Regions from separate parts of the Homo sapiens genome. Here region 2 is linked to region 1. A link is a loop called in an ENCODE intact Hi-C map of the cell type or tissue named here. Cell type or tissue: B cell. All regions are shown on one strand. Links, peaks and the distances in the headings refer to the core of each region. The heading gives the core; the rest is flanking DNA. Region 1 has its middle 25 kb from the start of GPR12. Region 2 has its middle 75 kb from the start of WASF3.

Region 1 (5,378 bases), core at 253-5,252:
TTGAGAGTCCCTGACTCCTCTTCTCAGCCCTTTTCTGACTTATCTCCCATACGACTGCTGCTATCAGTGATTGCTGAGAGGGAATCCTTCTCCTTCCTCCTAGCTTCCTGCCACCCTGGCCTGATCCCTTGCCCAGCAAGTGGGTGTTTGCAGAGCAGGGTCAGGGGCCAGGACTAAGAGTAGACAGAGCCTGGGAAACAGGGAGGTCCCTGGTGTAAGGGGGACACTGGTTACATTTTGGGAGTCAGGCTTGAAGAACCAGGAATGCCGAAAGTCAAAATGGCAAAGTTCATAGCCTAAATGGCCAAAGGTCAGGAGTTCAGGGCAGAGATCCCAGAGCATCTGATTTTCAGGCCCATGTTCTTTGCACTTCATGTGCATCCTGTGGTGGAGCTGGCCCTGTGACCATGACCATGAAGGTGCAGAACTGTGCAGATGCAGCTCCTGCCAGAGCAAATGTGCAGGAAGGCTGGGCGCATGATTACTGCCTCTCCAGGACCAGCCCTACACAACCTGCCTCACTCTGGGAGCCCCCAGTACACTGGCCTCACAGGTGTGTGCAATCCCATGAAATGTGCTGTGGAGCTAAGAAGAGCTTCTGTGCCATGTCAGATGGAGCTCCTCTGACACTCAGCAAAACTTGTGCTGGGAAAAGAGTCTCAGGTTGCCCCAGAAGGCTCCAAGGCCTTCAGTTCAATGGCAAGGTGTAGTCTCACCTGGAATTCATTTAATTAATTCCTTGGGGGGAAGCCAAGGATCCCCTCCAGTTTTGGGGTTCCCACAGCTGTTTGTTGAGTGAGGGTCCCACAGGAGCCCATACAAAGCCTGGGCTGAGCTGAGAGGTGACCTCGGTGGTCTTCAGTTGGCTGTGACTCAATCTTACTGTGGAACGTACATTTCCATAGAACTAGGGCAGAAGTCGTTGTCAGAGTCACATAGGTGCCTTGAGGAAGGAGCCAGGACTTGAGACCCTAGGGCTGATGGATTCTCTTTGCTACCTGAAGCACGTACACACCAAGTATGGGCAAGCTTGTCTATGGAATTAAATCTGAATGTTGATGATGAAAGTGAGAATAAAAGCATAATATGAATTTTATGTATTGCTAGGGATTTTTTTTCTCATAAGAAGGAAAACATGAGCATATTCGTAAATATAGTTTTCTTACATCAGGACAGATGGATATGACCATTTGAATAAGATTGGAACCTTAGCTCTTAAAGCAGGGGATCGGCTTTCTGTCTTTAACAAACTCAGATATGCAGAGGCCAGAAAAGTAGGATCATTGTAGTTAAAAACACGAGTCAGCCACTGAAAAGCATCTCTCTAAGCAGTTGGATTTCAGCTGATTTGGTAAATATTAATATAGCCCTGTGTTTCATTTACTCTTGGATGCATAAAGCATCAAGTCTTCTTTTTCTTATGAATACTCTAAATTAATTTCCTGAAGACAATTTTAGAAGCCTTGTTTTAAAACGTTTAGGGAAAAATGTCTACCAAGGTGATTATTCTGCAGAAAGCCATATTCCTTTTGATGTGTATCAAGGCATGTTTAACTTGACTCGGTAAGTAAGCATTGAGCACTCTGGACATGAGAAATACAACAGTGAGCACAATGAAAAGGCCTCCATCCCTGAAAGCTCATCACCTCGTAGGGGAGGTGACAAAAAGTAAATCAACAAACACAACAATTGTGATTGCAGTAAGTTTTGTGAAGGCAATTTTTGTTAGACAAGAAATTCTGTTAGAACAGGAGTTTGATAAAGATTCATGTCTCCTCTGTGGGTGCCACATGCCCACTGTCTGTCCCGGTCAGGAGGGGTGATCTGGTGGCAGGACAGGCTGGTAAGTGCAGTAGAGCCAGGAAGCTGCAATTGAGGAGCTGTGCACTGGAACTGAGGAAGCAAGACAGGAAAAGGAAGCCCACTCCACCCCTAGTCATGGACCTGCCTCTAGTCACGTTACCGTGGAAGTTCCCAGAACACTCTGTGCTTCTCTCCACTTAGCTCCTAGACTTTCCGCTGGCTACTGTACTCTTAGGTTCCAGGACCAAGAAAAGCCTTAGGTTGTCCCACGTGGTACCTTTTATTATTAAGATACAGGAGAGGAAAAAGGAAATGGCAACCCCTATGCAGTGGCCTTGAGTTGGCAGTAGCCTGGTGGTGCTGCAGCTCAGGGGTGTGCAGGCAACGCGGTCACAGCCCCCAAGCAGGAGGTCCCCACTGCATCTGGCTCAGGCTCTATCTCCAGTGTGATTCAGCTACACCACTGCTGCTGCAACCTGACACACCCAATCACTACAGCATTCCTTGTGCCCTGTCCCTTGGTCAACCTCAGTCTCCCTACATCTTATGTTCTCACTCTGATATTTTCTGCCTGCCTGGGCTGCTCCTCGTTTTGTATAGATGATTTGTAACGGACAGAACTTTGCAGCAACTGTTCAACCCTCTGGGTCAGGTGCCCATGGCCGGTGCTACCACCTGCAGTGCCTGTGAAAGGGGAAGTTCCCTTGTTCCCCTCGCAGGGCGTGCGATGGGGGAGTGGCTTGCTTCTTCAGTGCCCCGCTGCTCAAATCTCTAGGGGAGCCTACAGGCGGGCAGGCTGTGGGGCGCCGACCCTACAGCAGTGTCTAGATGAATGTTTACAGCTCCTGAAGCCCCGTGGGCATGTGCTACAGGGTGCTTTCTTAGTTTGCTGTCTATAGGCGCTTATGTTAGCTCCATTAGACCCTCTACCTTGTCGCAAGGACAGAGAGCTTTCTGTATCCCGGGTTCTTGCCTTGGAGTACCAGAAGAATCGGATCACACCTGGGCTTGGAGAATGAGTGCAAGGTTTTGTTGAGTCGAGGTAGCTCTCAGCATATGAGGGAAGTCAGAAGGGGATGGAGCAGGAAGATTTTTCCCTGGAGTCAGGCCACTCAGCGGCTCAGCAGCCTGGGCTCTCCTCAGACTGCCTCAGCCAAACTCTGCATCGTTCTGCTTCTGCCTCAGCCAAACTCTGCATCATTCGGCTTCTACCGGTGGCCTGCCGGCATGCAGGCACTGGAGATCCAGCTGTCTGTGTGTCTGCCTACTAGGGTATCCGGGTTTTTATAGGCACAGGATGGGGGCATGGCATTTGGGCAGGAAATGCCTGTCCTCCCCGACGTCGGTGGGGGTGGAGCCCTAGCCAGGGACCACGCCCTCCTCTACCCAGCACTTCCCTTCCCCGTATCGTTTAAAGGGACCAGCTGTTCCCTTCCCAGCACTTCCCTATCACCTGCAGGCAAATTGGAGAAGAGATTCCCCTCCAGAGCAGATGATTCTAAAAGGGCTTGTCTTTGGGTGGACTAATTCAAAAAGGAGCCCTTTCCCCAGGCTGTGGCACCCCCAGCAAGTACATGCTTTTCGGCAGCTGAACACTGCCTGGATTTCAGACCTCAACTGCCCTCTAGGCCAAGTGTCTTCTTCAAAGCACAACCTGCACATGTAGTAGCCCTGCAGGTGTGAATTCTCGATCCCAGCAGCTTACTCACGGAGGTGGGGTCAGGTGGTACAAACATGCCCTCTGGGTAGGAAGCCATTCAGAAGAAAGCTGGGGCTGGAGTGGACACCCGAGCCTTCCCAGACTGGTCTGTGGGCACTGTCACTACAGGAATTGCCGGACCAATGGAAAAAGGTATTCTTTCATCTTCTCCTGGTGGCATGGACAACCAGGCCTTTGGGTTCTAGAACTGTGGGCTCCCTTGCCCTAGAAGTCATAGGGAGTTGGTCCAAGTAGCAGAGATTTCCACTTTTAAATAGTCAGTGAAGGGCAAGACAAAAAGCCCATGTCTCAGTGAACTGCTGACCAGCAGCCCCTGCTACAGAAAAGAGACTGCATTCACATTTCCAGGTAGCTTGTGTGGGGTTGTTTTAAACAGATAAGAGAATGCCCTCTTTTGGTGGCAATTGTAACATTTTATAGCAACTGAAAAGCTAGAATCTTTGATAGGTGTGATTTACAAGCAATCTATTTTTTGTGGTCAAAAAAAGTTCAAATAAATGTTTCCAGGTGTCAGCGCCTGGTGGTGTGGCTTTGACTTTTAGACAAGAACAGATGGCTGGTATTTTGGGTTATGCAGATCCAAATTCATTTTGGAATCAGGGAGAAGACACAGTTCATACTAAATCTTCTCTGCATGAAAATAGCCTGAAAGCAGAGGAAAAATTCTCTGACATCACTTCCCAATTATTCCTGACTGGGTAAGCACCGGAGTGACCCAAGGAATAGGGGAGGGCTGGGGAGTCACACTGTCAAATAAAGTCTGGCTCCAAGTTGTCACTTGCTCCCAAGGATGAGTAGCCACTTGGAGCCAAATCTGGTTTGGTTTGGAATAAAAAGAAATGGAGCACTTCCTGCTCTGTGTGTTGGGAGTCACACAGCAATTCGTGCCTGTTCCAGCTGCTCCTCCACCACCAGCTCCTGAGTCCAAGTCACTTCGTGTCTTCCCTGAACCACTCCCATAACTGCCTCTGGGGGCCTGCATTCACGAGGTGCCCTCCAGAACATTCTCCACTCTGCATCCAGGGACAGCTTGTGAAGGCAAACATGCTAATTTCACCAGCCCTGTGCTCCTTCCTATTCAAACCCCCTTCTGTGGCTGCCATTGCTCTGTGGCTGCCATTGCTCTGAGAACCCCATTCTAGATACTGGAATCCAGAATGGGGTTCATAGGACACACTAGCTGCATTTTGCTCCACACTCCATCTTGCTCTCGGAACTCTATCCTACTACCTTCTTTCTCCAAAAACACCCAAATCCCTCCCATCTTGAGCATTTGCATGCACCTTCCTTCCCCTGGACTGCCTTCCCCTTCCATCTAATGCACACCCATCCTTAGACCTCCTGTCAGCCCCGACTCCCCAGGGCAGTTTTTCCAGAATCTTCTGATGGGTCAGATCATGTATTTATTTGACATGATTAAATAGATACAGCAATATAGCTCTTTTCAGTATAGATCTTTGTCATGCAGGTGTCACAGTTGTGAGCTTACATTTGTGATATGAATTTTACCAATGCCCTTCCCCACAGTCTGTAGATACCATGTGGGCAGGGTCCTCTGTGAGCATTCGCTCCTTAATTATTTTGCTCACTGCCATATCTTCAATACCGCATGCTGTGGCCAGCATAAGTAGATCTTCCCGTACTGTTGCCACATGAGTGAATCAATGACTATAGAACCATCAAGCATTTGTCAACAGATGGCCCATGAGGACTGCCAAGGAACTTGAGGCAGTCTGAAAACTCTAGGATCCAAACAGTCTGAAAGCATCAAGGCTATGTGATCTCAAAGGGCCTGTTAGGTCATAAAATGGTCTAATTGTATGATAATGAGGGAGGATTTTTAGGCAAATGATGG
Region 2 (5,378 bases), core at 167-5,166, 300 kb before region 1:
GACACAATAAGCATCACTCTTCTAAGGGCTAATACAGTTAATTAAAGCACACGCGTGCACACGCACACACACACCTGCACACACAAACCCGCACACACACACCCACAGACCCACATCCACGCACGCACATCCACACACACACACACACACACTCCTTTCTGGCCAAAGTGGTAGATAAAGAAATGGCCTAGACTGGGCACCCTGAATATATGTCCATTGCAGATAATTTTGAATTTTCCGTATGAATGAAGCGATCAGAGATGTGAAACAGAACACTCACATTTATTTGTTTTACTTTATAAAGTGTTAGATGAATTTTCTTCCTGCAGCAGCTCTGCCTCCTTTTCATGCTTTGCCAAATCTAATGTTATACTTCTTGTTTTCTTGCGCACATATCAGTGGCAGGGGCTCTGGGCAGTGGTGGCAAACCAGCTAAATATTCCAAGTCCCCCGAAAGCACACGGTGGACAATAGACATGCCAGCCAGCCTTGTGGGGAGCGGGAGCGTTCTGCATGCCAGTCATATCAGGTCTTCAAACCACGGCCTTCTCACTCCACTCCTTTTAACAACCGTATTCTCCACTCCTTAGGTCTCTTTACTTGTCTTTTTATTTCCTTACTTGTTTTCTGGCAGCTTCATTTTCAGCCTTGCTATGGGAAGGCGTGGACGTTCTCCCTGCTTTCTTCCTCATTCCTCCCTGCTGATTAACTTCCCAGCCATCCTCCATGAATTGCCATCATCCTCACAATTCGGTCTAAAGGTGAATATTTTCAGACATCAGCAATGATCACTGTATTCCTGCTGTCTGGTTTAGATTATTTATTGGTTGGGAATATAGGGATTTTCCCCCATTTACCAGTGGTAAAAGTTAAATTTTAAAAATCAAAATTTAGTATTCCAAGAAAATAATCATGGATATAAGCAAAGGCTACCAAGTTGTTCATCATAACATTGTCTCCTACAATAGCAATGATAATAATAATAATTAGAAAGGAACCAAATATCCATCTACAGATTAATTAAATTAAGATATATTATTGCAATAAAAGATTAAAAGCCATACAAATGGTACTGTAGAACAATATTTGATGATGCGGAGAGTTGTTTATGACAGATTATTGGTGAGAAAAAGTTAAAACCAATCTGTATAAGATGGTCCCATTTTTGTAAATGAACCAAAGCTATTCATCTATATTCACAGAAAGAAAAGAAAATACCCCACTGTGGATGAGAAATAACAAATGTTAACAGGATCAGCTCTGATTGCAAGGGACTCATTCGATTTTATTTTATTTTTCCTGGTCTACATTTTCTGCAATACTTGTGTATAAGTTTTGCAATAAGAAACAAATGATGGCTCTCAAATTTTTCAAATTAAAATTTTCAACAAATGGAGACATAGTCTTACTAGGGACCCAAAGGGGCACAGACAGGTGAGCAAATGCTCATTTTGAATCAACAATGTGCTACCAGTAAGCTCCATGGTGAGGGCCCGACCTTTTCACATGGATGCATAGTTTGGGCTTCATCTGAATTAGACTGCAATTAACCACAAAGAGGCCCCTTCATAAATTAGACACAAGTTTAAAGAATAGATGCTCGATAATGGACTGAATGCTTAACTTCCTTGTCACTGGGAAAACTTGTTCCTGAATGGTGGCTGCATTGGTCCACTAGGGCTGCCATAACACAGTGCCACAGCCTGGGAGGCTTCAGTAACAGACATTGATTGTCTCCCAGTGCTGGAGGCTGGAAGTCCAAGATCAAGGAGTCTGCAGGGTTGGTCTCTTCCGAGGCCTCACTCCTTGGCTCACAGATGGCCGCCTTCTCGCTGTGTCCTCACATGGCTTTTCCCCTGTGCACAGTCCCCTGGGGTCTCCGTGTAATCCCTTTTTTTTTTTTTTTTTTGAGACAGAGTCTCACTCTGTTGCCCAGGCTGGAGTGCAGTGGTGTGATCTTGGCTCACTGCAACCTCTGCCTCCTGGGTTCCAGTGATTCTTCTGCTCAGGCTCCTAAGTAGCTGGGATTACAGGCGCATGCCACCACGCCCAGCTGATTTTTGTATTTTTAGTAGAGTCGGGGTTTCACTCTGTTGGCCAGGCTGGTCTCCAACTCCTCACCTCAAGTGATCCACCCGCCTTGGCCTCCCAAAGTGCTGGGATTACAGGTGTGAGCCACCGTGCCCGGCCCTAATCTCTTCTTATAAAGACACCAGTCAGGCCGGGTGCAGCTGCACGCCTGTAATCCCAGCACTTTGGGAGGCCAAGGCGGGTGGATCACTTGAGGTGAGGAGTTGGAGACCAGCCTGGCCAACACAGTGAAACCCCGACTCTACTAAAAATACAAAAATCAGCTGGGCGTGGTCGGTGCGCCTGTAGTCCCAGCTACTGCCTCCAGCTGAGGCAGGAGAATCGCTTGAACCCGGGAAGCGGAGGTTGCAGTGAGCCAAGATCATGCCCCTGCACTCCAGCCTGGGCAACAAAGAGCGGAACTCCATCTCAAAAAAAAAAAAAAAGAAAAAAAAGACACCCGTCAGATTGGACCAGGGCCAAACCACCGTCACCACCTCATTTTAATTTAGTGACCACTTCTAAGGCCTTACCTGCAAATACAGTCACATTCTGAGGAGCTAGGGGTTAGGGCTTCAACACATGAAGCTTTGGGGGACACAGTCCAGCCCATCAGAGTGGCTTCCTTGTTTTCTGAGTGAGAAGAACCTCAGACAAACAGGAAGGGGAAATGCTGCCTGACTTAGACCATCACATTTACCTGACACTGTTTGCAGTTTCCCCTCTGTCCACCAGGAGGCAAACTTCTAAAGTGCTTATTTGAAAATTCTTGGTCCCTGGGGCTGTTTTTATGAGCCTTGATTTTTAACCCTTTATAGCCTAAGCAGTTTCACTAAATAAACAATTGTTGGAAATAGAGAACACTGTGCTGTTCAGTAACATCACTTATTATCAGCTCAAGTCTCAACAGGTCATTCTTCCCTTTCTTTGAAAGTTCAGGCTCATAGACTAATAGTTTTCCATTACTGGATTTGAATATCTCAACAACTTCAAAGTCAGTTGTATGAAAAAAGCAAGTCTTTGCTCCTATTTTTTTTTATCATAACTCATACAAGTTTAGTTTCATTACATCTTCTAAGTACCTTATGAGATAGTTAAAGAGGTATCATGCAAGAGTGGAGAGAAAATGAATTTTGAAGTCAGAGGGCTTGAATTTATTTATTCAATCATTCATCCAATCAACAAACATTTGTTGTTGCCAACCAGGGAATGAGCTGGGTGCTGGATTCAAGTCCTCATTCTGCCACTTGGCAGATATTGCTACCATGAGCACGTGAAACTCTCATATTTCTGCTTCCTTGTTTGTAAAAGGGGAATAAAGCTGAACTTAAAGGACCGTTTTAGGACTTGATGTGGTCAGGTGCTCGGAAAGGTTTGGAAAACTTCAGTGTGCAAAGCCTGTCCATCGTTACATATGTGCCGTGGTTAGCCTCCACTTTGGAGAGCAGTTTAAGTGCCATGTCCAGGGCCTGCCTGCTTCTGAACCTCTGTACTATGTATACGGGTGGGCAGGGTGGGAGCAGGAGGTAACTTATCTCAAATATTCTAATTGATCATCTCTGGGGTAGTGTCCGGGAACACCCACCTGCTAATACGTTCACCAGAGCACCACAGCTTCATCCAGGGCGGCACTCCTCACCGCAGCACTGCTGATATTGGGGCTTGACGGTTCTTGGTTGTAGGGCCACCCTGTGCATTGCAGGGTGCTGACAGGCATCCCTAGCCCCCACCCAGTAGATGCCGGCTGCACACCTCCCCACTTAGCGAGAACAAACATGTCTCTAGACATTGTCAAATATCTCTTGGGGGACAAAATCGCTCCCAGCTTGAGGACTACTGAGCTACATAGATTAGATTGGTCACATTGTTGCCATCAAGCAGACCCACAATTCCAACCCTGTACCCTCTCCTGGGTCCAGCACCCTCAGTCCAGCCCTCCTGACTGGTCTACACTGTCTGCACCCTCATTTTTAACCCATTAGAAACTCACTTAGCTTTACTTAGAAAAACTAAAATCAGCAACTTTCTATGTAAACTAATAAAATATTTTCAATTAGTGCAGAAAACGAAGGCTCTTAAGGCTGGGGTCATTGCAAATAAGATGCCAATACTTTAGAAGGCAGCAGTGAGAGTTCCTGGAGTCTCCTCAGGCTGAGATCACTGTGGTGAAGGGTCCCTAGCAGGCCTCAGCAGGGCTCAGGTCCCTGGCTGTCCACCTCACCTCAGGCAGCTGGTCTGTGTTCTCTCTGCTCCTTCTCAAGTGCTGGTGAGGTCTGAGGGTCTGGGCCTTCGAAAAGTGCTGCTTTTCCTGAGTCTGGCTCAAGCCTCAGAGCTTGCAAAACCCATACTGGGAGTGAGAGCCTCTCCCCTCCCGTGACACCCTCTGCTCCCTCCCACTGGGGCACAGTATGGATGATCACACGTGGGTTTCTGCACGCTCCTCCTTCATTGGGTGAATACCATGTACCAGTCATGCTTGACATAGATGAGCCCCGTGAACAGGTGTGCGTCCCCTCAGAGGGGGGTGTCATGATGAATTCTGGTTTATGAATGAGGAGCAGGCGTTCAGGCACCTGTGCCCGTGGTCACAGGTGAGTCCCGATCTGCCTCTGGACTCATTGCTTCAGCATCTCTGCACCCACTGGGCAGTTAATGACACCTGCCTGGTCAGCCACCTTGTGTGATCTACCTGATCCAATGACAGGCTCCATAGGGCAGGAGCCATGGTCTAGAAGGCCGCGAGTATCTGCCAAGGCACTGATGATGTATGTAGCCCCGTGGATTGACTTAGTGGTTTCTCTCCTCTCTGCTGGGAAGGTATGTACTTTGCCTCTTGAAAAATCATCAGGGGGCCGGGTGTGGTGGCTCACGCCTGTAATCCCAGCACTTTGGGAGGCCAAGGCGGGCAGATCACGAAGTCAGGAGATGGAGACCATCCTGGCTAACATGGTGAAACCCCGTCTCTACTAAAAATACAAAAAATTAGCCAGGCATGGTTGCAGGCACCTGTAGTCCCAGCTACTCCAGAGGCAGAGGCAGGAGAATGGCGTGAACCTGGGAGGTGGAGCTTGCAGTGAGCCGTGATCGCGCCACTGTACTCCAGCCTGGGCAGCAGAGTGAGACTCCGGCTCAAAAAAAAAAAAAAAAAGAAAAAAAGAAAAAAAGAAAAATCATCAGGGAACTAGGGACTTAGTGTCTTTGTGCCTGCTCATGGAAAGGGCTGTTATTAATGTCACAATCATGCAGTCACATCTATGGAGATGACCCTTCTCCTGGGAAAGCCATGGAAGTCTTTGTTTGTCAGGAAC

Evidence for each region. Peaks named below come from ENCODE experiments on the same cell type or tissue, not always from the same donor. Only the 100,000 strongest peaks of a DNase experiment are listed, where the experiment ranks them.
Region 2: it touches region 1 in a loop (5-fold over the local background); 1 of 110 quality-filtered maps calls a loop at or near these places.

The regions. Positions count from the first base shown.
Region 1 is chr13:26,782,944-26,788,321 of GRCh38, forward strand. No RefSeq gene overlaps it. Among named protein-coding and RNA genes, the nearest start is that of GPR12, 25 kb to the left of the region's middle. RefSeq lists enhancers at 2,025-2,640, 2,423-2,472 and a silencer at 3,173-3,222. In B cell, for the core only: no CTCF peak of the experiment used is centred there; DNase peaks (open chromatin) are centred at 2,528 and 3,048; H3K4me3 peaks cover 1,382 bases; H3K27ac peaks cover 2,114 bases.
Region 2 is chr13:26,479,975-26,485,352 of GRCh38, forward strand. No RefSeq gene overlaps it. Among named protein-coding and RNA genes, the nearest start is that of WASF3, 75 kb to the right of the region's middle. In B cell, for the core only: CTCF peaks have their summits at 2,813 (motif pointing right) and 3,014; a DNase peak (open chromatin) is centred at 2,797; H3K4me3 peaks cover 370 bases.